Regions from separate parts of the Homo sapiens genome. Here region 2 is linked to region 1. Evidence: read pairs that join two places in POLR2A ChIA-PET (ENCODE). Cell type or tissue: A673. All regions are shown on one strand. Each heading gives the region's core, and the rest is flanking DNA. Links, peaks and the distances in the headings are about the cores only. Region 1 overlaps NFIB-AS1 (NFIB antisense RNA 1). Region 2 overlaps NFIB (nuclear factor I B).

What was found. ChIA-PET counts read pairs that join two places held together with the same protein. Peaks named below come from ENCODE experiments on the same cell type or tissue, not always from the same donor. Only the 100,000 strongest peaks of a DNase experiment are listed, where the experiment ranks them.
Region 2: POLR2A ChIA-PET joins it to region 1 with 5 read pairs; 3 of 35 experiments call an interaction of 5 or more read pairs at or near these places.

The regions. Positions count from the first base shown.
Region 1 is chr9:14,340,040-14,356,236 of GRCh38, reverse strand. All of the region lies in intron 1 of NFIB-AS1 (NFIB antisense RNA 1), which reads right to left. It also overlaps a transcript of NFIB not described here. Among named protein-coding and RNA genes, the nearest start is that of NFIB-AS1, 31 kb to the right of the region's middle. RefSeq lists enhancers at 1-455, 6,936-7,435. In A673, for the core only: no CTCF peak of the experiment used is centred there; DNase peaks (open chromatin) are centred at 8,336 and 8,696; H3K4me3 peaks cover 615 bases.
Region 2 is chr9:14,143,824-14,160,020 of GRCh38, reverse strand. NFIB (nuclear factor I B) reads left to right here. Exons shown (of 11, transcript NM_001190737.2): 4 at 4,128-4,196; 5 at 9,756-9,876; 6 at 13,214-13,332. Among named protein-coding and RNA genes, the nearest start is that of NFIB, 160 kb to the left of the region's middle. In A673, for the core only: no CTCF peak of the experiment used is centred there; no DNase peak of the experiment used is centred there.

The sequences.
Region 1 (16,197 bases), core at 7,305-9,804:
TAAGTTCCCTCCTAGTGACTACCAGAGAATGGGAAGTTTTAATCCAGTTAGTGACAAAAAGTGCGTACTAGTGTCTCACGCTGCCCCAGCCTCAGGCATATTTTGTTTGGGACCCCATAATCTTAATATGCACATTATTTAAAACGTGTACTAGTTGTCAGCTAGCACTGGCCACACAGTTTGTGAGGGACCAGTGCAATGCAAAAATGCAAGCCCGTTGTTGAAAGTTTAAGAATTGCAAATTGGCCTTTTTTTTTTTTTTTTATTTGTTTGTTTGTTTGAGGCGGAGTCTCGCTCTGTCACCCAGGCTGCAGTGCAGTGGCGTGATCTCAGCTCACTGCAAGCTCCGCCTCCCGGGTTCATGCCATTCTCCTGCCTCAGCCTCCGGAGTAGCTGGGACTACAGGCACCCGCCACCACGACTGGCTAATTTCTTTGTATTTTTAGTAGAGACAGGGTTTCACCGTGTTAGGCAGGATGGTCTCGAACTCCTGACCTTGTGATCCACCTGCCTCGGCCTCCCAGAGTGTTGGGATTACAGGCGTGAGCCACTGCAGCCGGCCAGGCAAGCAGGGTATTTAAGCCAACGTGGGGCACTTCTAAGTATGGGATCCCGTGTGACTGCAAAGGACACACACCCAGGAAGCCAGCCCTGCTGCCAATATTTAAAAAGCAAAAGATTCTTCAAATAGAGAATCTGGTAACCCTGGGTCTGCATCTCCAAATGGCTGTACATAATGGGCTGGTGCAGAGTATCATCTTGTTGTATTGGTTTGCTGCGCTTGCCATTACAAAATACTGCAGATTGGGTGGCTTAAACAGCAGAAATTTATTTTCTCACAATTCTAGGGGCTCAAGTCTGAGATCAAGTTGTCAGCAGGGTTGGTTTCTTCCGAGGCCTCTTTCTTTGTAGATGGCTACCTACTCCGTCTTCATATGGTCTTCCCTCTATACATGTCTGTGTCCTAATCACTTCTTACAGGGACTCCACCAGTCATACTGGATTAGGGCCCACTTCATAATAACTTAAGTACCCCCTTAAAGGCCCTATCTCCAAATACAGTCACATTCTGAGGTATCAAGGGTGATTTTGGAGTGGCACAGTTCAGCCTGTAACACAGCTTTTCCCTTTGGGGAGGGGTGCAGTGTTCCAAGTCACTGTGCTTACTCCAACCCAAACATGCTCACACACACACAGCATCTCCCCATCCCTGAAGCAGGGGTCGGTTGCTATAGGTCATCTCATTTGTGCTGCTGTTCTTCCTCTGGTTCGCTTCTCTCATTTAGAGAGACCTGCTCCTCCCCTGCCGCACAAGGAATAGTGACAGTGTTCACAACAGGACAAGGGCTACACACTCCCTTCACATCTGTAAAGCTAAGGTTGCTGTTCAAGTGATCCTTCACGGGACAATCCATTTCTACACACACACACACACACACACACACACACACACACAGAGTACCCATTACATAGAGATAACCATTTAAATGCAATGCTGAAGGAAAAAATTGCCATGAGGTATAACTGACTGCTCACCTCAGAAACTAGATTTGGAGATTTTAGGAGAGAAAAACCCTCAGCGACTACATAATTATTCCCCAGGGCTGATCCCACTTAAAAATTCACCTGACTGTACAAGGGATGGCCCTAAATTTCAATGGAAACCCAACCATGTAGCCCCTTAGAGAGACCGTACTCTCAAATTGGTCTTTGTACCTATTTGTAGAAAAATGTTAGCCAGATTATAGCTGAAAACTCTGCTAATTCTGGGGAAGATTTTGGTCTTGTGCCTGGAACTATTGAAGCATATATTCACACCTACCACATGTAACACTTAGTAGCAGAATTTCCAGCACAATACTTTAGTACTTTATTTTTAAAAGAAACAGAGCAGAGACTGAAGCCCTGTTCACTCTGCAGCTTTCTTGCAGGAGGCTCCACAAAAGGTGGTGGTGAGGGAGGTTCTGTGCTCAAAAGAGCTATTTTTTTATTTTTAAAAGGAAAGGAGACACTAAAATCTTTGCTCACAATTAGGGAACTCATGATGCTGAAACATAACATTTGCACCTGCCTGTAGATTGAAAAAATAATGTCAAATTTGCAAGGCTCTGAGAAAATAGGGTGCGGTGTATTAGTGATTTAATCAATCCCAATCAACATTAGAGTTCAGACAACACCTTACAGACATCTTACTGTAACCCCTTTGGTTTTTAGAGAAGGAAGGGGAGGTTGGAACATTTTAAGTGATTTGCCCCAGATCAGCTCTCCACCTAAAATGCAGGTCTTTTCTTTCAGATGAGCGTACTTTCCACTGCACCAGGCTACTTCTAAACAGGCATTGTCCTGTCAGCCTCAATTGCATGCAAAAAAAAAAAAAAAAAAAGACAAAACCCCTCTCGCTCTCCACTAGAGTCTCTATTTGGACTCTAGAACGGACAAAGCAACGGCTATTTCAACTTCAACTCCCTTAGCAAATGGAAGAAAAGGCATCTGACCCGTGGACTCCTCCAGCTGGTCCCCGGGTCTCACCGCCTGCGGGTCTCCACGTCAGCTCGCAGGCATCGGCGGCCAGTCGGACACCAGGGGGCGCAGCAGCCTTTGTCCTGACAGGTATTGAAGAATGAAGCCAGACTGGGCCGTCAAGAAAAATCTGACTTCCCTCCTTTCAGTTTCTCTCATTGGAACCAGCCCACTCCCCAGCCCCCTTCATTCGCCTTAAAGCCATTTTCTGCTTCCTCCTCATGCTCAGATTCTCAGGGTGCAGGGATGCAGCAGTTCAGAGACCCCTCTCCAGGAGCTCCCCCGCTCTGCCAAGGACACCCTAGCAGTGGTCCACCATTTGTTCTCACTTGCAGGCCTCTGAACTCAGGATGTTTTTGGCTATTCTTCCTGAATGAAGAACCCTATAGAACAGGACCAGCTTCCCAGAAGAACTGTCACATCTATCCTCTAATATCCCTCCCCTTTCCACGCACAAAAACAATCACAAATTAAATAACATGTCTGGGAAGCTCACGCGGCCTGGACCTATCCCTCACCACCCTCTGTCTGCCCCTACAGTCTAAGGACAGCCTTTGGTAGTAGCTACCTACCCAAAGGGACAGGCTGCAGCACCTTCACCATACCTCTGCCATTCTCACCAACCCATGGTGCACCCCAAGCAGGATAACTGCCTCCTTGTAACCCCACCAGCTTGCCTCTGTGTGCCCTCCAGCAGAAAGAAATCCACTTGACCCTTGCCAAAGTCTCCTGATTCCAAAGATTCAGTAATAAATGAGCATCCTCTTCTACTTTAAGACATACTCCTAACCCTGCCCCTATAGACACAAACGGACACAATGCAAACCCTCAGATGTCAAAAACGTACTCTTTCACAAAGACTCCTGAAACTCCTCTGTTCCAGAGGGAAAGGCTACAGGGTCCTTCCTATGCAGGCCTTTGAAAAGCAGCTGTATGTTTACATAGAGAGATTCCAAGTTTACACAGTCCTTTCCCTGTCTGTTATTGGAGCCTCTCAACAACGCTGAGAGATAAGCAGTGAAATCTAAAGCTTAGAGGCTTGCCTCAGGACCAGACCTAGTACAGCGTAGAAACAGCACTGAGGGCCCGGGTGACAGAGCATGGAAACACTTGCTTGTCCAATTGCACCAAGGCCTGGAAGAAATGCAGCCACCATAGAAGATCATCAGATTACATACACTGAGGGAGCCTGTGGTCTCAGGAGCCAGGCAGGGGCAGGAGGAACAGTGCAAAAGAAGCGGTGATGTCAATTCTGACCCGACTCTTCTTTTTACCTGTGGCCTCGCTCACTTCTTTATTTCCACGTTCATCTTAGCTAATGTAGAGTACCGGGAAGTGCTGAGCCCGGAGACAGGTAGCCATGGTTTGTTATCTTGGTGGTGAGCCTCCCAACTCCACACTCATAAAATAATGATAACATCTATTATATATACAAATACATCACCAAAAAAAAATGAAAAAATCAGTGTAATTCCAGGAGACGGAGCAGGGTAGGAGACTTTTACTTTCATTTTATGCTGTTTTCTATTATTTGAAGTATCTGGATTTACGCATGTGTTCCTTTTATGATTTTATTTTTAAAATTTTATTGGGGTTAATGATGCTCTTTAGCGTTGCTGCAAAGATGACTTATGTAACATATCTGGCATGGTACGTGGTCTGGTGCACAGTTGATGCTCACTCAACAGTAGTTTATTGTTAGCTATATACTTCCGTCAGAACTGTGGGCAAATGGGACCTCAAATCAAGAGACCCGGGGTCTGTGGCACACTCTGCTCTCAGATCCATGTATGCCTTTTAGTAAGTCAAGTCCCTTGGAATCTATGTAAACATAGTAGCTGCTTTTCAAAGGCCTGCATAGGAAGGAATCTGTGCCTCAGTTTCTTTATCTGTAAAGCAATGAGACACAAGCCACTTGATTTGAAAAATGGTGAGAAGGACAGGACAACATGCTCACCACCCAAAATGCCTGAGATACCTTCTAAAATTCAGTCACAGTCTTTGCAAGGGAGGCTTCTTAAGTTTGAGTTCATCAGACAGAAACTCTTTCTAGGAGAAGTTGTCATCTAGGATAGACAGAAAGGGCTGGAGATAGCTGAATAAGTTCTAAAGCAAGTACAGAAATTAAATCAGGAAACAATGTGTGAACAGTATAGGGCCATCAGCGTAGGATGGGAGGTGAGAAAAGAAGGTTTGAGGTGTTCCTTGAGTGCAGTTGGCACCACGATCATTTCCTGACAGGGGAGATGCCCTTGGTAGGCAGAAGGGGTGTGATTCAAGGTCCAGGCATCCCTGGCCCGGACACAGCCAGCCCTAGCCCAGCTCCCTAGGATGAGAGTTCTGTATGGGGCACAGGGCTGGCGCTGTTGAGACCAGGCCTCCCTAGGCAGATCCAGGAGCAGAGCTGCCCTTTGGACAAATTACTTTCGGCAAAGTCAGAAGGAACCCACTGCCCAAGAGAATTGGGCTAAAGCACCTCTGAAGTTTCTTCCAGCATAAACTTTATCTTAACAACAACCAAAAAAAGTGGGGAGACTGGACCATAGGAGGTGCAGATGCCCAAACATGATCCTCTCCCTGCTTAGCAGCTAGTCTGGGGATACCTATTTTTTATGCACTCCAACTCCTGAAAACCAACTAAAGATTTGTTCCTGGAACACACAGCTGATTCATTTCCTACGCCACTCAGAACGGGAGATTTCCCTCCGAGTCTCCTTTGCCAAAGCTTGGCCTTTGGGGGATAGGAGGCAGGTAGTCTAGTGGGTAGAAAGGTCGCGACTTTCTTTTGCCCCGCGGTCTCCTTCCTATTTAAAGCAGCACCGCCTGTCGAAACAGCTTTGTGCCAATATTTGCAGGCAGGAAGATTTTCTGACATTGTAAGGGGGTTGTTGGAAGCAGATGGGAGGCCCTTTCCCAAGGCCATCGGCAGACCAGAAATTGGTTACACCCGCACCCAGGGAGGAATCCCTAGCCCCCACTCTCACGATCAGCGCCCATAAGGTATCTGCATTTACATTTTAAAAAGAAAGAGGAATTTTTTTTGTATCTCTGAATCATCTGGCAGCGCCTGATATTATACATCTCCCCCTAAAGCCCCTGTTGTCCCTCCCTAAAGAGGAGGTCGTGTTTTCAATTCTTGAGAGATCTGGAATAACGGTATCAGAGCATGCCAACAGCTAGAAGACCCCCAACTTCCCCCCCCACCCCACCCAGGTCTTTCGCCCTATAGGAATTGGGGGCAGCGGGGGTGGCGATTTGCAGCGAGGCAAGGGCAGGTAGCAACAACTCCGACTGATCTCCAGAGGCAAAACCAAACTAAACGTAGTTCCAACCATCATGTTTTAACAAAATCTGCATTCTGTGAAAGTCTGTTTTTTTCTTAGAGAAACGCCCTTCGTTTTTAATTTTGCGTCACTTTCGCAGGCTGCCCTGAATGCCTAACCACTTGTTAAAATGCCTCTGTGCTTTGCTTTTCCGTGTGGTTCTTTTCTGTGCCCGTTTGTATCTCTAATAAGCGGCATTGTTTATTATCCTTGGGTCGGGGCCCCTGGGACTGAACCGAAATAATACAGAGGCACCGAGGCTGAGCGCTGGAAAATACTCCGGGTTTCCCAGGCCCAGGAGGGTCCCCGGGGCCGCCAAACGACCCTCCTGGGGAAAGCCCACCCGTGCGTGCGTGCCTGGTGAAGGGCAAGTTTGCACGAGTTTTTCCAGGCAGGGAGAGATCATGGGCAATCCAAAGCCCAGATGAGTGGGTATAGAAAGGGGCACACGGGGAAGGGAAATGCCACTGTGGACCGGTAATGGGGGTGTGACTTAAGAGCCAATATTGACAGGATGACTTTTTTTAAGGGAGGCGGGGGACTGCCGCGCGGGAAGCGTTCTGAGCCGTCTTTTAGCTCGAAGTCTCAACTCTCATCCCTATGCAAGAAATTGTCACTAATAAATTCTTTTTTCCGCATAGCCCATCAGTCCTCGCTGTTAAAGCGAGTATCCTAAACAAGATGAGGCTAACTTCCCTCCTTCTCCGTAGTTACCTAATATTTGCCCACATTTCGTTTTCAGCTGGGTGCTTTGTGGCCGTAGGGAATGTAAGTGCATGCCCCAGGAAATAAAGTGCCGCTGTTCCCCAGCCACAGATCAAGTCTTTTCTTCCCTTTGGACCCCAAACGAGCCCTGCTTTGGGGCTCTCCAAAATTTCGCTGCTCCCAAAACGGAGTGGGGTTCGCTATCAAAAAGCAGAAACCCGCATGGGAAACATAACGCGGAATGCCTTTGGCGTCTCGGGGAAAATTTCCCGGTTGAACCCAGTCTACGCTTCCACACCCCCTAAATTTAATGTCGGGCGGGCTCCGTTGCAGAGTTTGCCCTAAAGAAGGTTGTTAAATACGTGCCATTCTCGGGACCGTGTGCTCCTCAAATGAGACTTCCAGCCCCAGGGCCCAGCCTGAACTGTCCTTCCCACAGGTTCGCATGCGAGACCAAACCCCCACCCCGCTAGCTTCCAAAAATTCTCCCAACAGGCTACAAAGACTGCTCAAATTGTCCTCGCTAGCTTCGCTCCCCCATTCAGTTAGATTGTTTAAAAATACAGAGATCTGTTTGCTCGCAAGAGCAGAGAGTGATTTCCCTCAAGCAACTCGTGCGAGAGCTTTAGGCAGCCCCTGGGTTGCAGCGAGTCCAAGCGTCGGTGGAGTTTTCCGAATTTCAAGAAGTAGTAAAGTGAATTTCGGTACAGGGAAAAGTGCCGGGTGTTGGAGCGCAAGGTGGGGGCGGGAGCCCAGGAAGCCGCCAGGAGGTTTTTTTGTTTTTAATGTTAGACACGCATGAAGGCGCAAGCTTCGTGGTTTCCGAACTTAGAGAATCGTGCCGAGTTTGGGCCCATCTCCGCAGCCAGGGGCCCAGCACAGAGCACAGGGGGCTGTTTCCAGTTTTCAAAGAGCGAGCAGAGGCGCGGGAGCAGCTCGCTAGGCACTGCCACATGCAGCTGACTGTCCGCTGCTCCCGGCTCTTCCGCCCTCTCTCTTCGCGTGGCACCCCCAGAGCCATCCCACTGCTGCCAGTATTGCGCAGAAGAAGAAGGGTTCCAGGCGGCAGAATCCCCCAACAGGTAGTTTCACCCGGGCGCTGGCCTGGCTTAAATATCAAAGGCTGGGCCGCCTGTGCCGTGCTAAACTGGAGCCGAAGCACTGACACCTAAAGAGTCTAGGAACGAAAGCTGCGTTCTGGGAGTCACTTTAAATAACCTTGTTTTCTCTCCACCCTCCAACTTCTCCCGAAATAGCGTGAGCCCTGCCGTTTGGAACGGCGCTCAGCGAGCCTAAATAAGCTGCTTCAGGCTGTAAACTCACAGCCAATTTGGGGTCTTTTTTTTTTTTCACCCCCGGTAGTTACTACAGAACCCAACTCGGCTTTAGAGCCATAGGTATTTATTTGGGAATTGGAAAATTCCCCTCAAAGCAAAAAAGGAAAAGGGTGCGCTGCAGTTGTATGATATAATTGAATTATGCCTTCCCCTGGCGCACAGTAAGGAAAAGCGGAATGCCAGTAGGTGTGTAGAATGGGCCGCGGCGGCCTCACGCCCCAGAGGGCGCACCACATTTCCTTCCCAGGGTGCAGGGAGAACTTGGGTTGGGCGACTTCGTTCCGCCCCCAGCATAAATGCCCAGGTTAGGGCATCACAAAAACCTAGTCCTGGGTGCTCTGTCGGATCGCTAGCACCAACGTCCCCGCCAAGGACCGCGAGCGCACGTGGTGCGCGGAGACCAGACACCGCGTGCGACGCGAAACTACGCGCGTCGCTCCAAAGCTCCCTGGCGCGCGCGCGCGCTCGGCCCTTGCTGGGCGGCGGGATACTGGGACCCTCGGCGAGAGAATCTAATCCCGCCTTGGCAGATAAGACTTGCCCTCTACCGCCCTGAGCCGTCGCCGGGTAGTGATTTCTGCACGGAAAAAAAACCGCGGAACTCCTGGCCCTGCCTTGTCTGTTTCCTAAGGAAATGTCTTTTACACTCCGCACAGTCACCCGACCCCCCAGTGCCTCTGGGACCTTGGGCGGACCTGACCGAAGAGACTTGGATCTTCAACCGCCTAGGGAGCTGGCCACTCCTTCCCTTCTCCCTTCTCCCCTCTCCCAATCGCACCCAGCTCACTCCCTCCACACCCGCCCCAGCACTGTTAGCTTGCCCTGAGCCTCCGCCACTAACTGCGCTACCTAAACTTTCCAAAGAAAAGTTTTCTCGCGCTTTGCCAGCTCAAGTTTGCCCCAGCTGGCGCTGGCAGGAGGAGAAAAGGAGTCCCTCTTCCCCCTCCACCTATCCTCCTCTCCCTCCCGTCCTCTCCCTCCCCTAGGAGTCCAAACCTTGAGGGTGGGAGCGCGCGGTGGTGGAGCCCCCGAAGGCACTGACTGTGCAGGGGACGGAGTTCGTTTCTCATCCCCCACTCTCAGTGCCTCGACCGTTCCCGCCCCCTCCTCCCCCACCTCGCTTTCGGCGGGGAACTGCGGGCTTGTAGTTTAGTTTTGTTCAAATTTATTTCTCTTTTTTAAGATTTTTTTTTTTTTTTTAAGATCCCACCCTTCCCAAGCCTCGCGCGTCTGCCTGCCTTCCAGCTCCCGGCGTGGAGCTCAGGAGACGCACCCTTCGCGCCGGGCGGGTTGTCTCCCGAGTGGGGGCCAGGGGCTCCCTGGCCGCGATTTCGCTGGCCTAGTTTCGTCTCCCTAGGAGACCTAGGTCCTGTTGTGAGGCTAATTCGTGCGGGAGCTCGGCCTCACAGTAAGTGCCTCTTACCCCACCCTCACCCGAAGCTGTCGATGCAGCGGGTTTAGGGGGATGTTTGCGAGACAGCAATAGGTAGCAGTTGATAGGAGACCCTGTTCTGACGTCTTCTTGAGTTCTTTACACATACAGGTAATTAGAGATAGAAAAGATCCCCCCCTCAAGGTTCTATAACTCCTTGCGCACCGCCAGGTGACCATCACAGAAACCGCCCCAAGCTAGTTAATTTGTGGCCTATTATGTTTTTATTTTGTCTAGGATTAACGAGATTTGAGATTTTGTAGCCAAATTTACTACCCCGGGGCTTCAACTTTCAAACCAGCAAGCCAACGGGAACGTTGTGGCGAAACTGGATCTCCTTCTGCGTTGCTGGGGCGCGTGCGGGGAATAGAAACGAAATCCGTCGCCGACGGTGTGGCGTGGACTGCTGGGCCTGGGGACGCTGGGCGGGCTTTTCTGAATCCCATCGGGTTGGGCTTGAAATCGGACTTGACCCTGCCAGGGTTGTGCTCTGCGCTTAGCCTAGATTTTTCCACTTGGCCAGACGGCTCCTATCACACGTGGCAGATGACGCCCGTCCGGAGCGACGTTCCCAGGGGCAAGCGGTTTCAGGATCACCTTTACCTTTAGCTCAGGTTACGGGGGGGGGGTGTCGGTTACCTCGTGTGACTGCGGATATGAAATCTCCACCCAGAGCAAAGATGGCTACAAATCCTCTCCCCTCCGCATGAACATCAGGAGACTTGACTCCGGCGCCCACCGCAAGTCTCTTTCCAGTGCTGGGGTGAACACGTGCCCCACGCGCCCCCCGCGCCCGCGGCGCGCCCCCCTTCCCGTGGCTTAGCACAGGTCCCGCTTCTACTGTGCGCGCCGGGGATCAGGGTCGTGCCTCCTCAGCCCACAGGCGAGGCCTCCCACCCGCTAGGCTGGTCCCTGTACCACTTGGCCCATGTTGCCACCATGGCGGTGTCAGAGAAAGCCCTGCGGAGGGTCAACCAGAAAGGCAGGAAGTTTCTAGGCTCCTCGAAATGGCACCCGAGGAGAAGCAAAACCGTGCAGCGACATTCGTGGAACCCCTAAGTCATCTTTGAAAGGCCGTTTGAAGAGGGAGGGGTGTGAGGGGAGAAAAATACAGGTGAGGGGGAGGATAAAGTTATGGGTGTAAGCCGCCTCGCTTCTTAACTCTTTACCTAACCACCTTCAAGTCTGAGCGGTTGACACACTGGGCTTTTAAGTACCAAACTCCACGGAGATGGGGCAGAGGAGAAGCACCCCCAAACCCGCAGAGCTAGCCGCTGCCCGCTCTCTCCAAATGTGGCAGCCGCACTTCGGAGCGCAGAAGCACGGCTCTGATTTGCGTTTGCTTCGAAGATAAAGGATCCCGTTCACAAAGGAACCCCTGCTTCCCTTTCCCTACTCCACTCCTCTGCACCTTTCGCATAGCCTCAGACCCTTTGATTGCATTTATTTATTTTTAAGCTCCGGTACCCTAGATTTCACTGGGAGATTTTAAGGCAAGAATGGAGAAAGATGGGATTAAGAAAAAGAGCTGGCTGTGTTCTAGGGCAAGGTTAGAGAGGAATTGAAAATCGAGGGTAGATGAATTTGGGGATGTTTTAAAATTTCATTTCCCACAGAAGCTACCTCCTTTGCACTAGAACCTATTTAAATTATTGGGACAGGAGGAAGCTAGGAGTCTCCGTGGGAACAAAAAGTTAAAGGCTTTGGAGATGCCCCTTTCTCTTACCTCTACTCAAATGAATAAAAAGCAGCTCTCCTTTCAATTTAGTGACTGTACCCTTCAACACGCTCACTTCCGCCGCGAAAGTGTGTTAATGGCCAGTTCCCCCAGGGAGGCCGAGCTCAGGAGAGTGGCCCAAGACGGACTCCCAGAACCCCTGGAGCTGGGCTTTTTATTCTCTAGGATGGATGCTGGGAAGGGCCGAAGGTGGAAGCTGCAGTGCCTAGGCTGTAGGGGTGTGGGAAGAATGCCCCAACCACCCCTCTTCCTTCAAAGCCCCTCTTCTGCTGGTTATTTAAACCCTCAAGATTGTATTTCTAATCTTGATGGCTATGTTGTTCTTTTTTGAAAGTAGCAATGTATGTTGGTAGTTCTTTTAGTATGTATGCCCTTCATTTGCTTTTGTTTGTAGTTACGGATTTTTTTTCTCCTTTTTGTCTTTCCTTTCTTTACCCTGCAGTCTTGGCAACCCTGTAGGAGGAGGTTCAGTGGGGAGGATGAAATCGACCCGTTTATTCTTGTTAATCACACACAAAACAGTATAAACACTGACTCTCAATTATTAATAGGATCCTTCTATTAAAAAAACCCAGTCATTTAGGTAGAACTGGTTAGGACTGAGAAATCGATAATACTGGTGAACTAGCTTATTCTGTCCCTTTAAGAAAAAATCCATAAAGCTCTTCCATCAGCCCAGTGTCTGGGAAAGAAGCAAACTAACTGCTTGGAACAAAAGAGACAAAGAGGCCAAACAACAAAACAAACAAACAACTCCCTCTACCCCCCCCTTCTGAGACAACAATAGACTAGACACAGCAAGTGCAGTTACTGCCTGGCCCGGCTGCTCCTGTCGACCTGCCAAGTCTCCCGCATTTGGCTGGAGACTTTCTCTCTCACCCCACTCTCGCACCCCCATCACCCCCCTCTCTCGGCCCTTTCTGTCTTTCTCTCTGTGTGACTCTCTCTGTGTGTGCCTCTCTTGGGGTCTGGCTATGTATGTGTGTGTCTGTCTCTGTTGTTTTTGCTTTCACTTGATGTCGCTCTGTCTCAGGCACCTTAGTGTTTCTCTCTCTCTCTCTCTCTCTCTCTCTTTCTCTCTCTCTCTCCCTCTCTTTAAAGGTCCTCAGCATATTAGCATACTCTGGCATTTATTTACTTATTTGCTAGGCCATTTCTGTAGCATCTCCTAACTGCCTCCTCAAAACTTCTGTTTCTTCCAGTTGTCACGGTGGCCTATTTTGTATTTTGTTTGCAGCACTCTCTGCCAGGAAGATGCTGAAGTCCATTTGCACTTCAGTTTTTAACCATTCTTCATGTTCAGTTCTTTGCTCTCTTTCTATAAGGTTTCTGGCACACTTCCCCCCCCGACCCCCCCTTGTCCCCAAGCAGCCCTTTCTCTGCTTCTTGGCACTGCTTGGGACTCTCATGCATGCCTGCCCTCTTTCTCTCACTCCCTCTCTCTTGTGGCCAGCCCCCTCCTCCCTGTCTCCCAATCCAGCCTTTTTCTTCCTTTTCCCTTCTCCACCAAACTTTAATAAAATACTGTACACACTTTTGCCTGGGGATTGCTTTTCTTTATAAAGTGAACCTAAACCTTTGTAAAGTGGGAAGGGAGGAAAGGCAAGAATCCAGACTGCAGCCAGCAGAGGCTGTAGCATGGAACCAGCATCCCTGCCAACAGCCACATCCCTTTCACACTTTTTTTTAATAAACCCTTTGTAATAGCAACTCCTTCTGAAGCATCTGTGTCTGCTACAGGGAAAACCTGGCCACGTCTCTCTACTGGGCTGCAAGGGTGAGGCTGAGTATCCAATAGGGAGGGCAGCTGCAGCCTCAGTCATAAGCACTCTCCCCCGCCCCAGCCCATTTCCACCTCCTCTTAGAGAAAAATGAGAAAGTAGGGGGTTCTCTGGCACCGGGGTAGAGGTCTTCAATTCCCCTTCAAGAGAAGTATAGCATGGTTACTTGAAACGAAACTTCTCCAAGGATGGTTGACTTACAGTAACAGGGGAAATTTCAACTGTCAGAAGATTGTGGGAAAAACAGGACTAAACTGTTTATCTAAAGCAGATCTGAGAATTCCCACAGTCAGGTGGTACAGGGTTGGCAAAATGGTGGCATCCCCTCGCCACCCACTCCCCTACCCCCCCGGCCATGCTCACTAGGCAACAGAAACAGGACAAATTATTTCCGTTGGCCTCACCCCCTTTTCTTTCCCTCCTTTCTTTAATAATATACAGACAAAAACATATGAAAACAACATAAGGGGCAACTCTGAAGGGAGAAAACTCATTTAGTCTGAGAAGAGTATGAAAAACAGAAATAGGAAATGTACCCTCATTGTTTGGTTGCTTGGTGATAAGGGCAGTATGAAGAAGCATCGATGTTATAAAACACACATATGCACATGCATATACACATGTGTATATGGATGCATATTTAGTTGGTAGTGACAACTTGTCAAGAGAGGAAGGGAGGAGTTTTAAAATCAGACACACATGGTTTGAATATAATTGGCCACTTATTAGCTAGGTGACTATGTGTAGCCCGCTACACCTTCCTCACAGTTGGGGTTCTCTTTAGAACTAAGTGGCATTGCATATATGAAAAAGCCAAAAGTAATGTCTGGCATGCAGCCTGGGTTCAATAAACGAGCCTTCCTTCCCTCTTTTTCTTTCTTCCTCCCTATTTCTTTTTTCTCTTCTTTCCTTTCTTCCTTCTTTCCTTCCCTTCCCTCCTCCCTGCCTCCCGTCTTCCTTCCTTCCTTCCTTCCTTCTCATTTCACTGGCTTTTCCCCTGATCTTTCCAAAGGTGTAAGCAAAGGGAATTCATGCCACTTGCCCCAGTTTTCAGTTCCTAAGGGAAACTTTGTTGCTCCTTGAGTCCCAGTAATGAAACACTGCAGACCCTATAGTAGTCTACTCTTTCTAAGCCAAATGCTGCCTGAAATAATTTGTTCTTGGGTGGGATTATTTGGCTCCATTATTCTACCCCCTTATCTAGGTTCTTTATTTTCAAATGGTTAATGAGAGAGACCCTTACCCATAATCCAGCCATGTATACGTTTTCACAGGCCCAGAGAGCTTTTGCTCTCGGGGACATATTAAAAATTGCCCCATGGCCAAAAAGCTTAAGAAGGGAGAAACAGAAAAGAGTATGTTCCAATGAACTATTGTCCTGACCCACAACTTCCCAATTGGGAATGCTGTTTTCTTGGTATTTTGACCTTGTCAAAATGACTGATTTTTTTTTTTTTTTTTCCTCCCGAGGAGTCACTCTCTAGCTAAGCAATGTTTCTTGAGTGGGATTTTGGGCTGAGACATCAGTGCATCTGGAAGCACTCACTGATGGAGATGCCTGTCCTAGCCCGACTGTTGCTGAGATTCCCTCTCTTTCTTTGTCTTCCCCAGAAGCAGAACCAGGTTGTAACAGCAACTGGCAAGCCCGTGAGCCATGGATGAGCCCCCAGCTTCAATTGGTGGGAGAGTGAACACATAAAAAATGTTCCCACCTCAGACTTCCTTTTTCCATGGGTCTTATTGTCTATTCTACAGATACCCCATTTCCACATTTCACTGGCTTCCTGTCCTATTTTCCTGTTTTATCGGAGCCTTGGCAACCAGTGAGCGGCACTGACACTGGAGTCTGTGCTGGGGAGGTGGCCAGTCCCTCACAGTCCCTTCCCAGCACTTCTGATCCTTCTCTTTGCTTGTCTTACTACCTACCTGTTTTCATTGAGGGCCTCTGCTACTTATGACATAGATGTGGAAACCTGTTTCATCTTTCTCCCTCCTTGGGCATTCCAGTTTCCATGTGGCTCCTTTCTGTAAACTACAAAGAGAGCTGTCCATCCTTCCTGGAAGCACCCCTTCTCATTGCAGATTTCAACTCCCACGCACCAGGTACCCATGGGCAGTCCACAACCTGCACAACCAAGCACGGGTACTCTAAATTCCCCAGTTCTGACAGCTGTGAGTGCTGGTGAGCACTTAGTCATTTAGGGATGTTTCCCTCAAATGGAAAAGACCACAACGTGTGATGCCAGAAGACTAGCAGATTCTGAAGCCTTCCAAAGCCCTGTCTTGCATTCTTCTTGGGCTCTTGTCCAGGAAGAAGCTGGAGACTGTGTTTCTTTATCTTGTCTTTGACCTACATTCCTCATCTACTAAGGCTTCATTGGCATACCAATGGCAGACAGGTATTTGTTACTGCAATGGGTACAACGAGTATTAACGTATAAATAAGAACCACTACCGCCACCGCCCACCCGCTCCCACCCAACCCCGACACTGGTCAGTCCTCTGTTCTTTCCATGACTTTACTTCTAGTAGGCCAGTTTTTATACTAAGTCAGTAACTCATTTCCGGACCACCTGAGAGGTAGCCCTACTCTTAAGTTGGCACAACTGCCTACAGAGCAAAAGTTAAGTTTGGAAAAAATGCCAGGCATAAATACCACCACCAGATTAATAGATTCCAAACCACATCATTCTGAGCTGGCAATGTAATTCACATTCTGCACAACGAAAAGGTTTGAAGAGCAGCCAGTTTCCTGTTCGAGAGAAAAGTTTGCTTCTACTTGCTAAGTTACAGCCATTCTGTATGAACCCCTTCTATAGAACAAGAAACTTCTCAGTTTAGGAGTCTTTGGAAAAACATTTTATCCTCTGAGTTGGCTCCCAACCCCACTGCACATTAGAATCATCTGGGGAGCTTTAAAAAGTTACCAGTGCCTGGGCTTCTCCTCAATCCAATTAAATTAGAATTGCTACGAGTGTGGTGTGGGCATCGGTATTCTTTTTTACAAGTTCCCCTGGGCGATTCTAATGTTTAGCTAGGGTTGAGAACTCTAATTTATAGTTTAAGAGAATAGTGCCTCTTGGTGAAGAACGCCCATTCTTTTACTAAGTATGCAATGAACTCCTATTATTGGAGACAGTTTGCTGAAGACACAAAGATGAAGTCGGTAGGCACTGGGCTCCTTAAGTTAAAATGTGGTAGGAAAATGCTAATGCGCAGATCAGAACCTCTAGAAGCAAGATTGAGTGCTTCTAAGTTCTTACAAACAGCACAGGACTGAAAGTTAGAGCCCCACTTTACAATTCAGGTTCTGTCACTAACTAGAAAGGTGAACTTTGGACAACTCACTTGACCTCTTTGG
Region 2 (16,197 bases), core at 6,065-8,564, 190 kb after region 1:
GCAGCTGCTCTGCCTCAGAGATGCTCATATTTCCTTTGGTAGACGAAGGGAATTTACTATATGAATGTCTCCAAATTGCTTTAAGATCTTTAGCTGTTGTATTAGCTATTTAGATTTACAGTGGTCTATGAAATGTGAAAAACATGTTCCTGAAAGGCCCAAGGACCTTGGAGGTTACAGATGGGGTTATGTTAGCAGCAGATAACCTGACATTTTGCTGAGTTTCACCCCCTATCCTACTGCAGGACCCCTGCCCATTTCAAAATCCTCTCAGTTATTTTGCTACAGCCCTCAAGTATTGTCTTCTGTATGCTAATGAGTAAGCACTAGTAGGTATCCAAGTACTATTTTAAGTATCTGAGTACTATTTCATCCATGATTTCTTTTTCACTCTGCCACGTCTTGGTTAATGCCTGTCCGTTACAAAGGCTATGCTGCCTGCAGAGATGCATGAAGGTGGCAGCCATCTGCTTCCGGTGCTTCTCCCAGGCTACCCCACTTGGCTGATTCTCACCTGTCCCTGTTCCCATAGGTACATGGTTAATAGGCATCATCACTCATCCTCAGGAAACCTTCCTCCACTAAAGTCTCACTGGGCTCCATGCAGGAGTAGAGCCCAGTGGGACCTCTGTGGTTTTTTGCATTTTATCCAGTAGGTTCCAAAGAAGTTCTGATATATTTCCAATGCTTTTCATGGTTTCGGTAAACTACCTCTTTCCATTGTTTCCGTAGATTCCAATTTCTTAGAACCTGGGAAGTTGGGGGTGGGGAGTGGAGAAACACCCTGCTACATTCTGAATTGTCTTCTTTTTTTCTGTGAATAGCTGCAATAGTCATTGTATTGTCTGTGTTTGACTGCCTGACTGTCTTCCCACTGGTAGAATTGGCCTTGAGCTGACTCATCCCTTCTTCATGATTTGGCTTCCAACAGGCTCACACCCCACTCCATCTTAATGGTCATGACTTAGGAGCAGATGGATCTCTGACTTCTCATTGGAGTAATAAGGAAATGAACTTCAGATTACACATAGATATTGTAATGTTATTTTGTATTACCTCTGATATAGTTTATGTAAATACATTGAAATGTTCATCACTTATTCATCGATGTGTTTCACAAATATTTTTGGGCTCTTACTATTTAAACACTTCCAGTTCTTTGGTTGTTACTTTGTATTAAATGCTTGACATTACACATTAGTACACAACAAAGTAAGAGATACAATCCGACCCTAATCATTACTCTTTCTCATGTGACCCAAAAGCCTAAATACACTCTTCAGCAAACAAGTTCTAGGGAATAACAGAGGTTAGTATAATTATCCATAAATCTTAAACCATCTGTATCTACATTGTAATAAAATGACTAAGATGTTAATGTGTGACCCTGTTTGTAAAGTTGAATTTTAAAATTTTGTTCTGTGTTTATTTAGTACTTACTCTATATATAGGCAACGAGTTAGTCATTAAGGAAGATATAGAGATGAACAAAACCCAGTCACTTCTGTAAATAAAGGATCTGATAATCCAGCAATGACTGCAAGACTTGAAAACAGATCTCTCAGAAAATCTGAAAGTACAAAGTATAAAATTAGTACAAACTAGGTGCTATACAAGTACAGAGGAAGGAGATTTCTGGCTGGGCCAGTGGGTGGTAGAAGGAGTTGGAGGAGCAGTTTACAGAGTGGGTGGTGGTTGGGCTGGATTTTGAAGGATGAGACTAGAGTGTGTAGAAAGAGGGCCATCTCATCTCAGGGAGCTGCAGGAGGAAGATATGAAGGGTAGGCATTTACAAAGTACAATTGGGTGATGAAAAATAATCTTGTGTGACTGGTTAAGTATATGAGCTGTAGTCATGATAAAGGAGGTTGTTTTGTTTTTTTGTTTTGTTTTGTTTTTTTTTTTTTTTTGAGATGGAGTCTTGTTCTGTCGCCCAGACTGGAATGCAATGGCTCCATCTCGGCTCACTACAACCTCTGCCTTCCGGGTTCAAGTGATTCTCCTGCCTCGGCCTCCCGAGTAGCTGAGACTACAGGTGCCCGCCACCATGCCCGGCTAATTTTTGTATTTTTAGTGGAGATGGGGTTTCACCATATTGGCCAGGCTGGTCTCAAACTCCTGATCTTGTGATCCACCCACCTCGGCCTCCCAAGATAAAGAAGGTTTTGTACTTAATATATTTACTTTATTAAGTTTACCCTATATAAAATAAAGTATAATGAACTATAAACAATAACAAAAGCAACAAAAATCTTTCTATATGATAGTAAGTTACAGTGGTCCAGAAGAGTCAAAACATCTCTTTCCCCGACCAGGCAAGACAGTCAGTGTCCTTTTTTGTATTCATGACTTTTAGCACCTTGTACAGTGATTGTTACTTAGAAGTTTCTCAATAATTACTGAAATGAATTTAACCTGGTAAAAATTAATTGCTCAAGAAATAAGAGTTTCTTAAAATAGAAGTGCATTAAATTGGGACATTTTGTTATAATACTCTTAAAAATGTATATATATTTTTCAGAATAATGACTTAATGTGGCACCTGTTTTATTCCCTACTGAGATCTTACAACTTCCTCTCACTCCTTCTTTCATTCTGTTTCTAAAGAAGGTGGGTGGGTGGATGTCAAACATCAGTGGCTCCTCAGTTCACAGCAGTGAAACACATATGCTAATTGAATGATTTTCTGTCTTTTCATGCTATGTATGGTTGAAAAGCAGTGTGGTGCCTTTTGTTCTGGTAAATTTTCTGAATAAAGATTTGCGGATCATTTTGGACTGTCTGGAGGCCAGTGTGCGTAATTCGGTATATAGCTGATCGCAGGTTCCACTGGCCCTAAGATCTTAATTTGTTGGTAACATGCTTATCATGGGGTTTATATTTTTATCTCCAGTAGTAACAACTCTATAAGATAGGTGATTTTTATTGTCTCCAATTTGTTAAGTGAGGAATCTGAGGCAAAAAGAGGACTAATAACCTAGCCAAGATTTCATAACTGGTCATCTGTGGCTAGGATTCAAATCCCAGCTCTTTGATTTCAGTGCTCCATGTTGCTGCACTACCCATGCTTCACATCTCTGAACTGCATCTAATTCCTTGGTCAGCCCTGAAGCTTTATGTAAAATCCAGTCAAATTGCCAGTTCTTAGAATCTAGTTTTGTTTGTTTGTTTCTCAGATGTATTTCAATTCTGAGGATTTTCAAACTTATTCTCACCCTAGGACAGAAGCAAGTAGGCCATAACCTCCCCTGCTAAGGTATTCCTCACACTCATTACACCCCCTTAACATAGATGAGAATGGGGTGGGCTGGGTGCAGGGTTACTGTTGTTTGTGGGAGTTCTCATCTCTAGTTTTGGACATAGACCAGCTAGCAAGCAGGCTCCATGGCCACTGTGGACCCTGCCCCGGTGTGACTTAAGGGTCATGTGGCATTCCCAGAGGCCTGGATTCACCACCATTTGCCAGAAAAGTTGTCTAATTCTTGAAATAAAAGGAGTCCAGTGGAATAGTAGCAAGGGTGAGGAAAGCAGTGAAATCGTGCAACGTATATTAAAGATGCCCAGAAATAGGTCAACGCAAAGTTCTGTATTTGCTGTATATACAAGTTCTGCTTTTTATGTTATTAGTGACCCTGGAACAAGGGTCGGGGTGCTGGTAACAGCAGTTCACTTTTCTTTCATCAGAGAAGGGTTTACAAAAGAACGGTGGCTTTAAGAGATCTTTGACATTATTCCAGCAAGGTGCTAATTGTGGTTGTGGTTTCCTTTTTCTTTCTTTCATTTTTCGCTTTAGTCTACCAGGTGCTACCGAGTCAAAAGCATTCACTGAGAGCCCACAGACCATTCTGTATGCATGGGCCATGGCAAATCAAACCGCATCAATAAACCTGTACTTTTAGAAAGGGAAGAAAAAATTTTCCTAAGAGATTATTTGGTATCTAAACTTTTTATTTTTGTTTAAACAAACCTAATTTGCATTCCTAAGAGTCATTTTTTAAAGTCCTTATTGTAAGCATATTTGGTTTTTGTTCAAACCATTGGCTTTAAAACACTTAAATTCTAGTGTATAATCATTTATTTTACTTTCTGCTTATATTGATCATTTTTCCTTTAATATTTATTTTCAGGTTACCTTGAGGATAGTTTTGTAAAATCTGGAGTCTTCAATGTATCAGAACTTGTAAGAGTATCCAGAAGTAAGTAAATTGTTTTGTTACTACTTAAGCATGCAGTATGATTTAAAATACTTTATATTTTGAACCTTAAATGTAGTATAAAGAGTGACCACATATTAGGAAAATTTGAATTAAAATCTTAAAACCTTTGATGAAATAACAATATATTTTGCTTGATTTTCTAAAATGTTTGCATTCAAATCATCAAAACTTTTTGTTGTACAAAAATAATTTTGGGGTTTTTCTGATTGCCATGTTATTGGTATTCATTTAATTCACTGTTCTCTGCATGACCATAGATGGCCATTTATATCAAAGGAAGTGTGATTAATTAAATGTACTCTATGTTGTTATGATAACCCACATAAGTTTCCTGTAGATAAGTGCTTTTTCATTTTACTAACATTTTGGTGGGGGTTGGAGATGCACAGGATATACACACTAACGTGCAGAGTGTAGAGGGATGCAGAAATTAACTTTGCAGATTGTAGTTGGATATAGATAGAAAGCATTGTTATCCAAAACAATGTCCAATTGTTTTAACTGGCCACTTCACCTGAGACACCATTCTTAGCAGGCTGGATCAGATTTTTCTAGGCTAAGCTCACCTGGCAGGCTACCTAAGCAAAGGGGACGTTACCTTGATTAACTCTTTTACTTATTACTAGCATGTACAAACATATCCAAGATGCAGATCTATATGTACTAATTATGTTAAAGAAGGTGACTCCTTTCTTCATACTCCCTTCACTGATTTAGCTTATTTATGTAACTTTGAAGGGTATATTTTCACCTGACATTTTGATAGAATGCATCACACTTCGGAGTGATGTTATTCAGATGATGTAGTCACACTCTGATACCTGCCTAAGTTGTGTTTCTCATTTGGGTCATATTTAGAGGTCATGAATAAGAATTATGATGATCCAGAAAGAACAAAGAGTAATCGAGTTACTGAGGATAAGAATAAGCAGTGTTTTAGAGTCTTGTTGTTCAGTAAAGGAATCTTCACGCTATCACTGACTGTCTTTTGAACCGTAGTTCCTCAAATAGCTCACATTTCTAAAGTGAACAGTGCAAATAGCATGTATAGCAGGGAGTGATACATATGAACGTTTAAGATCTTAAGTAGTTTATCCTTTCTGGTATAATTCTAGAGTGGATAAATGTATGCCCAAAAGACTTCTCTCATGGGTCTTTTTACATGGTGGCAGTGTAGGAGAAGAAACACAAATATCCTGTATTCTGGTAGCCCCAGGGTGTGTATTCGATGGGCAAGGAGATTGTCCAAGGCAGTGTACCTTAATGTGTTTTTCCAGATCAATATGTGATATCCAAAGGTATCCAACATTTGAAAGTTTTCACTTTTAATTTGGGAAGAAATATGCCTGACTTACCAGTAGCACTTTGTAGCATCAGGTAAGACAGGGGTTATCTGAAGGGGTGTGTGTGTCTTCCCCATACTCTTCTTTAGCGGAAAGGCTTATGGTGCTCCAGTTAGGAGGCTTATTAAATTATTTGCTTAAATTTGTACTTCTCTGAGTTCAAGTTCAATGGTATATTTTCATCCTTCTTAGGAGTAGGGCAGTAGAGTCAGCTGTCAGAAAATATTTATTTAGTACCTCATGATAGGTAATATTATGCTAAGGGCTGTCAAAGGAGAACCACATTAGAACCTTCAAAAGCCCAGATAGATATTTTGAAAAATCTGAATTTCAAACATTAAAACAAAGATGAAAATTATCTTTCTAGAACAGTTCAAAACCAAGGTAAATTTAATATACTTCATTCATTCATTCTTAACTTATAATGTCATATCCTAGAAACTTTTAGGTTATTTGTTATAACAAACATTACTGATTTGTAATTAGCACATTAATTATCTATATTCATTACGTAATTTATTCAGCAAACATTTATTTTCTCCTCCATATGTAAATAGGTGTCTCTGAAAGGCCTGATAAGTTCTCCTCCTAAGTGTTTTAATATATCCGCATCATAATCTTTGTTTACACAATTAAACTTCATTATTTATGAAATAGGGGTTTGCTAAGTAAACATAAACTTCAGCACAACACTATGTGTGTATCACAAATTCTGACTTCTTGAGGGTTTACAGTATGCTAGTGCTTTCAGTCCTCTAGGGTTTTACAATCATAAGACCCACTGATGTGTATGTTGACTTTAGCTAATGAAGCCATTCAGCATTAGGATAGTGATCTCTCTTTTGAATGATATTATCTCCATCTTAAAAGTTGATTTAGGATCAGCTTTTGGAGTGAGGAGAACAATAAGGGAGATTAAAGGTTGGCCTCTAACCCTTAGAATCTGAGGTTCTTTGGTGCTTCATTTCTAAGAGGATATCGGCATCCTCTTAAACATGATTTGCAGCTTTCAGCCTTCTTGTAGCTCCCTGGGAGAGGCGCTAACACTGATCTTTGCGTCTGATGTAAGTTCTTCCAGAGGCTCTTAAGCAGGAATATCTGACTGAGACTTGCTGTTCCCACACACTCTGTCATTAAATAATTTCCATGTGTGTTGTTTTAGTACTTTGGCCGTGTTTGTTAATCTACTTTCCTTTCTGTATCTCCCATTTAGTGTCAGAATGCATACTAAATTTTTACAGTGCTCATGCATAAATCCGTAGACAAATTATTTTATTGCTATCTTTACAAAATTAAAACATAATATGTGTACATATTTATGGAATCCATGTGATCTCTGGATCCATGCATACAGTGTATAATGATTAAATCAGGCTATTTAGGATATCTGTCATCTCAAACATTTATCATTTCTTCATGTTGGGAATGTTTCAAATCTTCTTTTTTTGCTATTTTAAAATATGTAATATATTGTTGTTAACTGTAGCCACCCTGCTGTGCTATCAAATACTGGAAATTATTCTTTCTGTCTATTATAACTGTATGTTTTTACCCATTAACCAATCTCTCTTCATCTCCTCACCTCCCCACCCTCCCCCACCTCTGACAACCCCTTCGATGAGATCAACTTTTTAAGCTCCCATGTATGAGTGAGAACATGCTATATTTGTCGTTTTTATTGCTGTCTTGACACTGCGGAATAATCTTTCTGGAACAAAATTTAGAAAAAAACAATTTCTGAAGATTTTAAAATTATCATTTACTACAAATTACATCTAGTTTATTTATGGGTAAGCAAATTATGTTAACTATGGAGCCATATGTATTCAATAGAAACTATAAATCTTTGCCTAAATATTGCATGAGCTTAATAAATTGAAAATAGTTTATGTAAGGTGGAACCTCTAAGTTTCCTGTTAATAACTCAGGTCTATGAATTGTATCCATTACTGTGATAGGAAGCCAGACAGATTGTTTACTTCACTTGAGCCCCTGAAATACTCCTTCTAGCATGTACCCCACTTCCAGTGTCATATAGAACATGGTTCTAATAATAAATTATAAAACATGCGGTTACTGTGGGATTTCTTACCTCACATTTTTTTAACCTTTGGTGTGCCTCAAGCCACAACAGACATAGCTACATTTTAGCTGTCCAAATAATTCAAGCCATCAGGCACTTAGTTACTCATTGGATACAAGTATTTTCTGTGTAAAGGATGTTACAGTGTATTATATAACATGAACAATCTATCAGAAGGCTGATAGATAATCCAGAAGTTTGGAGCTGTTACTAGTCATGTATATACTGATGTATTTAATTTTTAGTCCAGAAAGGGAGATGTTCATTGTGTATTCCGTGGTTACTTCTCTGTGATAAAGCTTGTACCTCCTAATCATACTTTCTTAAAAATATTTTAAGTTAATCTTAGCCTGCCTAATATTAAAATACAATTCAAAGGGTAGTGAACACATTTAGAATATTCATTAAAAATGAGGGGTAAGAAAACTTCCATAAAAATCTGCAATCCCTTTGGAATTTTATACTCAACTTGAGGCAGATGGGAGAGAGGAGGAGTTTAAGTAGACCACGTATGCTTAGAGTGCATCTCAGGGGCTCTAGAATTTTGTTGCAAAGCCCCAGAGTACAATTTCGTGTGAGCTTTTGAAGGGCTGATTAAGACAGGTAAAGAAATGGAAACTATTCTTAAGGAGTTCTTTGACACCAACCTGCCTGGTCTCCACTTTGCACATTATCTCTACCTATGATTTTGCTTCTGCAGCAGTCCCTGTTTAGAATGACCTCCCTCTAATCTCTTACTCATTCTCCAGAGTCCAGTGCCAGCTATGGCTTTTCGCAGACTTCTTGGACAATTCAAGCTGGTATTGGATTCTTTTTCCCTTGAAATTCTACAGCAGTTTTGGATCATGTCATTAATTTGGACAGTTTCATTTTCATCTATTTTGGTATTTATGTGTTTCGCATGAATGTTTTACTTACCCAGCTTGTTGCCCAATATTTTTATTAAGGGCAATATATGAGACTATTTTGTACACATTGCAGCCAACACCTGCCAGCAGTGGACACAGTCAGTAATTTGTTGAATGAACAAATTTTCAGCGAACAGGTTCATTTATACCTCTTCCTCTGCTTTTAACACGTTTTTGAACTGTTCATCTTTGCTAACCATTCCAGTCTACCAGGGAAGAAGTTTGGAGGAGAAAGCAAAGAAGGAAGGGAACTCACAATGGTTGAGCACGTGTTATACACTAGGCATGATTCTAGGCTCTTATCACTACCTATTTCATTTCATCCTCAAAATAATCCTATGTGTCCGGTTATTATTACTCCCATTTTACAGTTAGGAAACTAGGGCACATAACTTATAATACAGAGGGAGTTTAAACTAAAAGGCTATTTATCTCTCAAGACTCTGCTGATTCTAACACAATATGCTGCCTCACAGCTTTGTTCATGATATCTAAAATTAAATTTAAAAAATGTGAACAGATGTAATTATACAAAATATCATGAGATATTTTGATAAAGACATACAATGCATAATAATCACATCAGGGTAAATGGGGTATCCATCACCTGAAGCATTTATCCTTTGTGTTACAAACCAAAAATTATTATTCTATATTATCAACATTAATATCAACATTAATATTTGAGTGGATTAGAAGTCATGATATTAATAATTATTATCATATCCTAACTGGGAGGCTGTGAATAATGATTTTTGCTTTTTTTTGTGAAACGGTTCTCTGTTTATTTATTTAACAATGATTTGGTTTTCGAGAGCCTAGGTAGTGCAAAGCAGCTTGTTTGGTGTTGCTGAGTGATAGGACTCGTATATTCTGTTTCCTCCAAGGCATTTTTAACTAGCAGAGTGACAGATGTAATGTCAACTAATATAAAGGAGTGAGTAAAGAAGGTTGAGGAATAGGATTCGGGAAATTGGTAACCAGTGATTATAATCTGATTGCCTCAAATTTCCAAGCTTGAACGTTGCTAAGGTGAGCAAGTTTTCAGGTCCTACCCAGGTTGTATGGTGGGTATTAGAGGCTTAAGGTGAAGAAAGTTCTCTCTATCTTTGACCAGAGGCATGAAAGATTCTCGATTATTACATTTGAATAGAGGTCAGAAATACGAATGTCATTCCCAGTGCTTCTTTGTCTTATTCCTCAGCGCCCATAACCCAGGGAACTGGAGTCAACTTCCCAATTGGAGAAATCCCAAGCCAACCATACTATCATGACATGAACTCGGGGGTCAATCTTCAGAGGTCTCTGTCTTCTCCACCAAGCAGGTACTGAAAGAAGGGCTGCTCATATTCTCAAGTGATACACACATAGGTTCGTAGGTGGATGATAGGCAGATAGATAGGTAGGTAGGTAAAGAGAGATGGGAAATAATTTTTGCTGGTAGTACACAGATTTTTAATCTTTCCTGGTTAAATTTATTTGGCTGTTACAAATTAAATGTAATTGTTGTACACAGCAGTTTTAAAAATCTTTTTCAGGGGGACAGGTAACTAGGAAAATATATTAATATGACTTTTGTCCTGTTGTAGGAAATATTAAAATGCTACAAGTTAACAAAATCTTTTGATGGCTTTAAAAATGATGTTGCTGTGGCAATGATCTCTGGTTTATAACTGATTCCTGGTAACTTTTACCCAAATATTACATCTAAGCTTAGGATAATGAAACATAAAAAATAAAATGTGTCATTTACCTAGCCTTAAAATTAAAGACCACAGTTTGCCAAGTTCTTCAATTAGTTGATGTTTTTTGACTAATTTAATTAACGCTCTGTTACCAATGAAAATACTACCTTCCCTGAGATTTGGTTTAACCATTCTATGTTGGGGGTCAGCTAGAGAGAGTTCTCTTTGCTTTTTACTTCTCTGTTAACATTCTCATTTTTTTTTTCCTGATCTTCTCATTGTAATTGCCAGTCAGGGTGAATAAAGATTACAGATGTGTTAATTTTTTTTTATTTGAGCTAGATCTTCAAGACCCATCTCATTCCTAGAGCATTAAATATATGTGTAATCAAATATAAGAGCATACATGAATTCTAGAGCAAAACACTCATTTTACAATGTCAACTTTTTAAAAATAAAAGGATACCTGTATATTTATTTTTCTAAAGTATTCTCAGTAGTGAAAGTTCGTTGAATTTGAATTAATTATGGACTGGGCATGTGTATGTTTATAAACTAAGATCAATTTTATATCAGTTCCGGTTAAACCATTTTCATATAGTTAAATTGTGTAGCAAGATAATTTGGTTTATTATTAAAATAGTCTCTGACATATCAAAGTCTTAGAAATGCTTTGATTTTTCTAAATTTAAAATGTGAGCAGTAATTTTTAAATTCTGTCTGCTAAATCACTGTTGTCAACACAGATCTTTCTTCCTGACTACTTTATATAAGATACTGTCTTTCAGAGTAAGCAAGGTTTAAAAAACATTTCTCTAGTACTTCCTTATGCATGTAATTTGTCCCCAATTTTAAGTTTTTCAGGCAGATTTTCTGCTGACTCATAGATGAGAGAATATGTTTAAAAGAGAGTTAAAATGTAAGGTCTAACTTTGGATTCTTTGGGAAGAAACTAAGCTTAGCATGGATAGAAATTGCCATCTTCTACATCGTTAATACTCTGAGAATTGTGAGTCAAATATTAATCATGAGTATCTACAAATGTACTCAGGCATATACATGATTCAAGGGCTTGGAAACACAGTGCAGTGGAAAGAGCACACTTGCGGAAGTCAGACGTCCTTACCTTATGTCTGACTGCTTCCATTAACTTGCCCTGGACAGTCCACTGAATCTCTCCAAATGTGTCTCCCCATTTGTAAAAACAAGGGGATTGGTTTATGTATATGATTTTTGAGGTCAATTTCAATGCTGAAATCCTATAACATTATGGTTATTATTGCTGCGAAAAGTGAATTTTGAAGATTTTTAAAAAGGTTTTACCAGCATAGGTGTGAATAAGATTTTTTTTTTAATTAAAGAAAAAATATTCACTGGGCACAGTGACTCACAGCTGGATTCCCAGTACTTTGGGAGGCCCAGGCAGGAGGATCACTTGAACCTAGGAGTTCAAGACCAGCCTGGACAACTCCCTCTCTACAAAAAATTTTTTTAATTAGCAAGGCTTGGTGGCATGTGTGTGTGATCCTAACTATTTGGGCGGCTGTGGTAGGAGGATCACTTGAGCCCAGGAGCTTGAGGCTGCAGTGAGCTGTGGTCATGCAACTGCACTCCAGCCTGGACAACAGAGTGAGACCCTGTCTCAAAAACAAACAAACAAAAAAAGAAAAGAATTCACTTTTATAGTCATAATTTCATAATTGTCTGCTTTATTGGTGGGGGCATATGAAAGAAGTATATCAACCACTATGGGTATAAAATAGCTTCTTAATCTTTGTTCTGGATAGTCACCTTTCTTATTCATTGAGATGAGTCATATTTCCATATTAAAATGTATCATTTTGGCTGAGCACAGTGGCTCCTGCCTGTAATCCCAGCACTTTGGGAGGCTGAAGTGGGAGGATCGCTTGAGTCCAGGAATTCAACACCAGCCAGGGCAAAATAGCAAAACCCCATCTCTACAAAAAATACTAAAATCAGCTGGGTGTGGTGACAGGCACCTATAGTTCAAGCTACTTGGGAGGCTGAGGTGGGAGGATTGTTTGAGCCTGGGAGGTGGAGTTTGCTGTGAGCCAAGATTGAGCCACAGTGTACTACATCGTAGGTGAAAGAGTGAGACCCAGTCTCAAAAAAAAAAAAAAAAAAAAAGTATCATTTTAAAAGTTTGAATTTGGCAGTGGCCTTCTTTTTTTCACAGTCGATTTTAAGAATAAAGAATCAATAATCTAAGTTTTAAGAAAAAGTAAAGAATAATATATGAAATAGTTTATAATCAGTAAAATACTATAATTTTTTATTATTAATGATAGGGTTATTACTAAGAATTACTATTTGATAAGTATCTTCTAAATGCCAGCCACTTAACTAAAAGCTTTACATTTAACAACTCATTTTACTCTTCCAACCGTCTGCCTTTGAACTAGGTTTTATTGTTTCCAATTTACAGATGATTAAACTGAGTTTAGATAAGTTAAGGAGCTTACTATTAGCAATTCATAAGTGGCCTACTCAAGATTTTATACTAGGACTGTCTTGACCCCAAAGCTCTTGTTTTACTTTATTACCTTATCTTTGGATTGCATTGTCAATGACAAGTGCTATTAAAAGGAACATTGTTAGTATTGATAATAATAATGAGTCAGGTACACAATAACACAATTTTAATGTTAGAAGGCAAACAACATTAAGAGTTCACTTTTTATTAGTGGAATTTTTTTTGGAAATACATTTGAAAGATAAATATAATGAACACCATATTTGTTAGACAGGTTAGGTATAAGATGGTCTAATAAATGGTATATGCAACTAGAAATATTTGCTATTACTATTGATATCTTCAATACTCACCATTATACTCACCATTATTACTTGTGCTTATGAAAATTTTCACAGTAAGGATCTTCTCAGATCATTTACTTTAAAATGTACACATCTTCCCAGAAATCCCATTAATATAACTATTGCCATATTTTAACAGCAAAAGACCCAAAACTATATCCATAGATGAAAATATGGAACCAAGTCCTACAGGAGACTTTTACCCCTCTCCAAGTTCACCAGCTGCTGGAAGTCGAACATGGCACGAAAGAGATCAAGGTGAGTAATAAGGAGATGCCTCTAGAGACCATGAGTAAAATGTTGGCTCGTTTCTTAAGTTTCGTTGAGTCAAAATTTCATAATTAAACCAATATGGATTGTATATTTTTTTCATAAAATGATTCCTGTAGAATTATTTTTGAGATAATGTTAGTCAAATGTCGTCAAAGTTAATTTATCCAAAATCTTATTTTTACATGTTTCGTTGGAGTTTTTTTTAGACAAAATGATATTTTAGAACCCACAATTATGTATGTGACTGATTATGGTCTGTCTACATTTGTTGGTTGGAGTACAGCAGAACCACAAACTGTGATTCAATTAGATCCGCCTGCTCCTCTCTATGGAGCGTTGCAGGGAGCCAAACTTTAAGCAGTTTGCAAGTGCCAGGAACTGAAAGTTGTCATTTAAAGGAACCTGCAATTCCTTTTGGAAGTAGGTAGACCATATACAATAAAGAAAAGTGTAATGTAAGATACTTTGTGTTGGAGTCAATCTAGCTATGCTTTCTAGATAAAACTGTGACCCAGTTCTAGGGCAGCTTTGAGGAGAAATATAACTTTAAGAAATGGGTATTGAGACCCGGAAGGATTGAGACTTAGCTCTTCTTAAAGTCTGTTGGATTTACTATATTTCATTAGATATATCCATGCTTTCCCCCACAATCAGAGGGAGATTATTAAGCATGGAAATAGAAAAATTAGCTAACTGAAGTTTTTGTTGGTATGTAAGCATGTCTGCAAATAAGATCTTAATGTCAGCAGCATAAACATGTATTTTTAAATTGTCTTTTAAATAGAATTCTGCATTAAAAAAAATCTAGCCTGGGCAATGTGGCAAGACCCCATCTCTACAAAAAAAAAATAAAACGTAAGCCAAGCATAGTGGTGTGCGCCTGTAGTCTCAGCTACTCAGGAGGCTGAGGTGGGAGGATCAGTTGAGCCTGGGAAGCAGAGGATGGAGTAAGCTGTGATCACACCACTGTACTCTAGCCTGGGTAACAGAGTGAGACCCTGTCTCAAAAAAAAAAAAAAAAAAGTCTAAAAGAAAGGAATAATGGTTTTCAGCCCAGGACTTGGGTGTGTATTGGTGAGGGTTGGGGTACTCTATGTTGAGTACTCTTAGGAGACACATAACTCTGGGCCTTAACAGTTAAGGCCAAAGTCAGTTCTTTATTCAGTGCTCCTTCTTTGCTGCTCAAATTTTTTATACCGAGTGCCATGGAGTTTAAAGAATAGTGAAAAATCTTCATGGAGACATTGGCCTTTGAGTCAAGTGTACCTCCTTTAGCACAACTGACTCAAAGCTCGATTCCTAAATCTCATCTAAATCTCCTTGAGATTTTAACTAGTAAAGAAGTGAGGGGCTGAAGAGGGTGGTGGTGGGAACTGAGACAAAAGCATAACCCTGTGTTAGGTGGGGAGGCAAATTTGAGAATGGCTGTGTGTGCCATGTGGCTGGACACAGTGCACATGGAGGGAAATAATAGAGATGGCAAGGGTCATTTTATGCAAGGATATGAAACTCAACTGGAGAGTTTTGACTGTGAGACCCCCCCCTCAGACGGAATTTTGTCTCTGAGACTCCCCTCATGAGAGACCCCACCAAATCTATTTTTCAGGCAGTAGGTAAAAATCATCTTTATAAAATGTAAATAACAGCATTTTATTCCCCTACTTCAGATCCTTTAGTCAATTCCCACTGCTCTCAGGAAAAAATGGGAATCTTTTCATATCACCAACAGGCCATAGCCTTGGCAGGTGACATTCTGCTTCCTCTTGCTTGCACTTGAGCCCACTGCTTTACTTGAAGTTGCGAATTCAACAACCGGGACCTTCCTATAAGTTATGACCTCTGGAATGCTCTGCTAACTCTTCATCTGGCAAACTCTTTGCCATCCTTCAGAGCCCAGCTTAAACTGAGAAATTTCAGTCTAAATTCTGTCTTCCTAGTTTTCTCTGTCAACACCCAGTACTGTTCTTTCATTGTACTCATAATATGTAATCATATAGCTATTTATGGGATTAGTTGTCTAAATCTGTCTACACTGTGAGAGAAGGGACCTTGTCTATTTTGACTATTACTGTAACCAGCACTTAACACACACTTGGTGCGTAGTAGGAGTACAATAAGTAGTTGTATAAATGAACCATTGATAGGCAGAACACCAGTCTCATTAGTGAAGGCAAGATATAATAGAGACTTTTACCAGAGTTGCAGAAGTGAAACGAAAAACAAAACCCTCAACCCTTTATATTTTATTGCTTGTTTTACTGACATTGTCAGCTTATTCTAAACAAAGCCATACTTTCCTTGTCAGAAAATTCTTCTGGAGAAGATTTTAATGGTAATAACCTTGTGAATGTGTGGGAATGGATGCGTTATTCAGAAGTGTAGGTGTTCTTTATTATAGAGAGTGTCACTTTGTAAGAATTGATTCCTCTTTAAGCCTACTGAATAAAGCCAATCTCAAATCATATTATGAAACATTTTTGAAAAGTAGAAGGGAAACTGTCATTCTTTTTCTTTGTGAAAACATTGTATTGTCTTGGTGATTTTCTTTTGTCAAGATGACTAGACTTATTGGAGGAGTCTGTAAAGGCATATTATGTTTAGAGGAAGGAAGAATATTCCATTCTCAAATGTGCATTTTAAACACACACACACACACACACACACACACACACACACACACACTCTGTCACTTTAATTCTGAAGACCCTGAAGACTTCGTAATGTGCACAATAAGCCATTGTGGGAAGAAGACTCAACTACAATGAAGAAATGCGGGCAGTACAGTACTATCTTTATAAATTTGCTAAGCCCAATGCAGTCCTTTTGTTCTTAGAAAATTGCTTTTTAAAA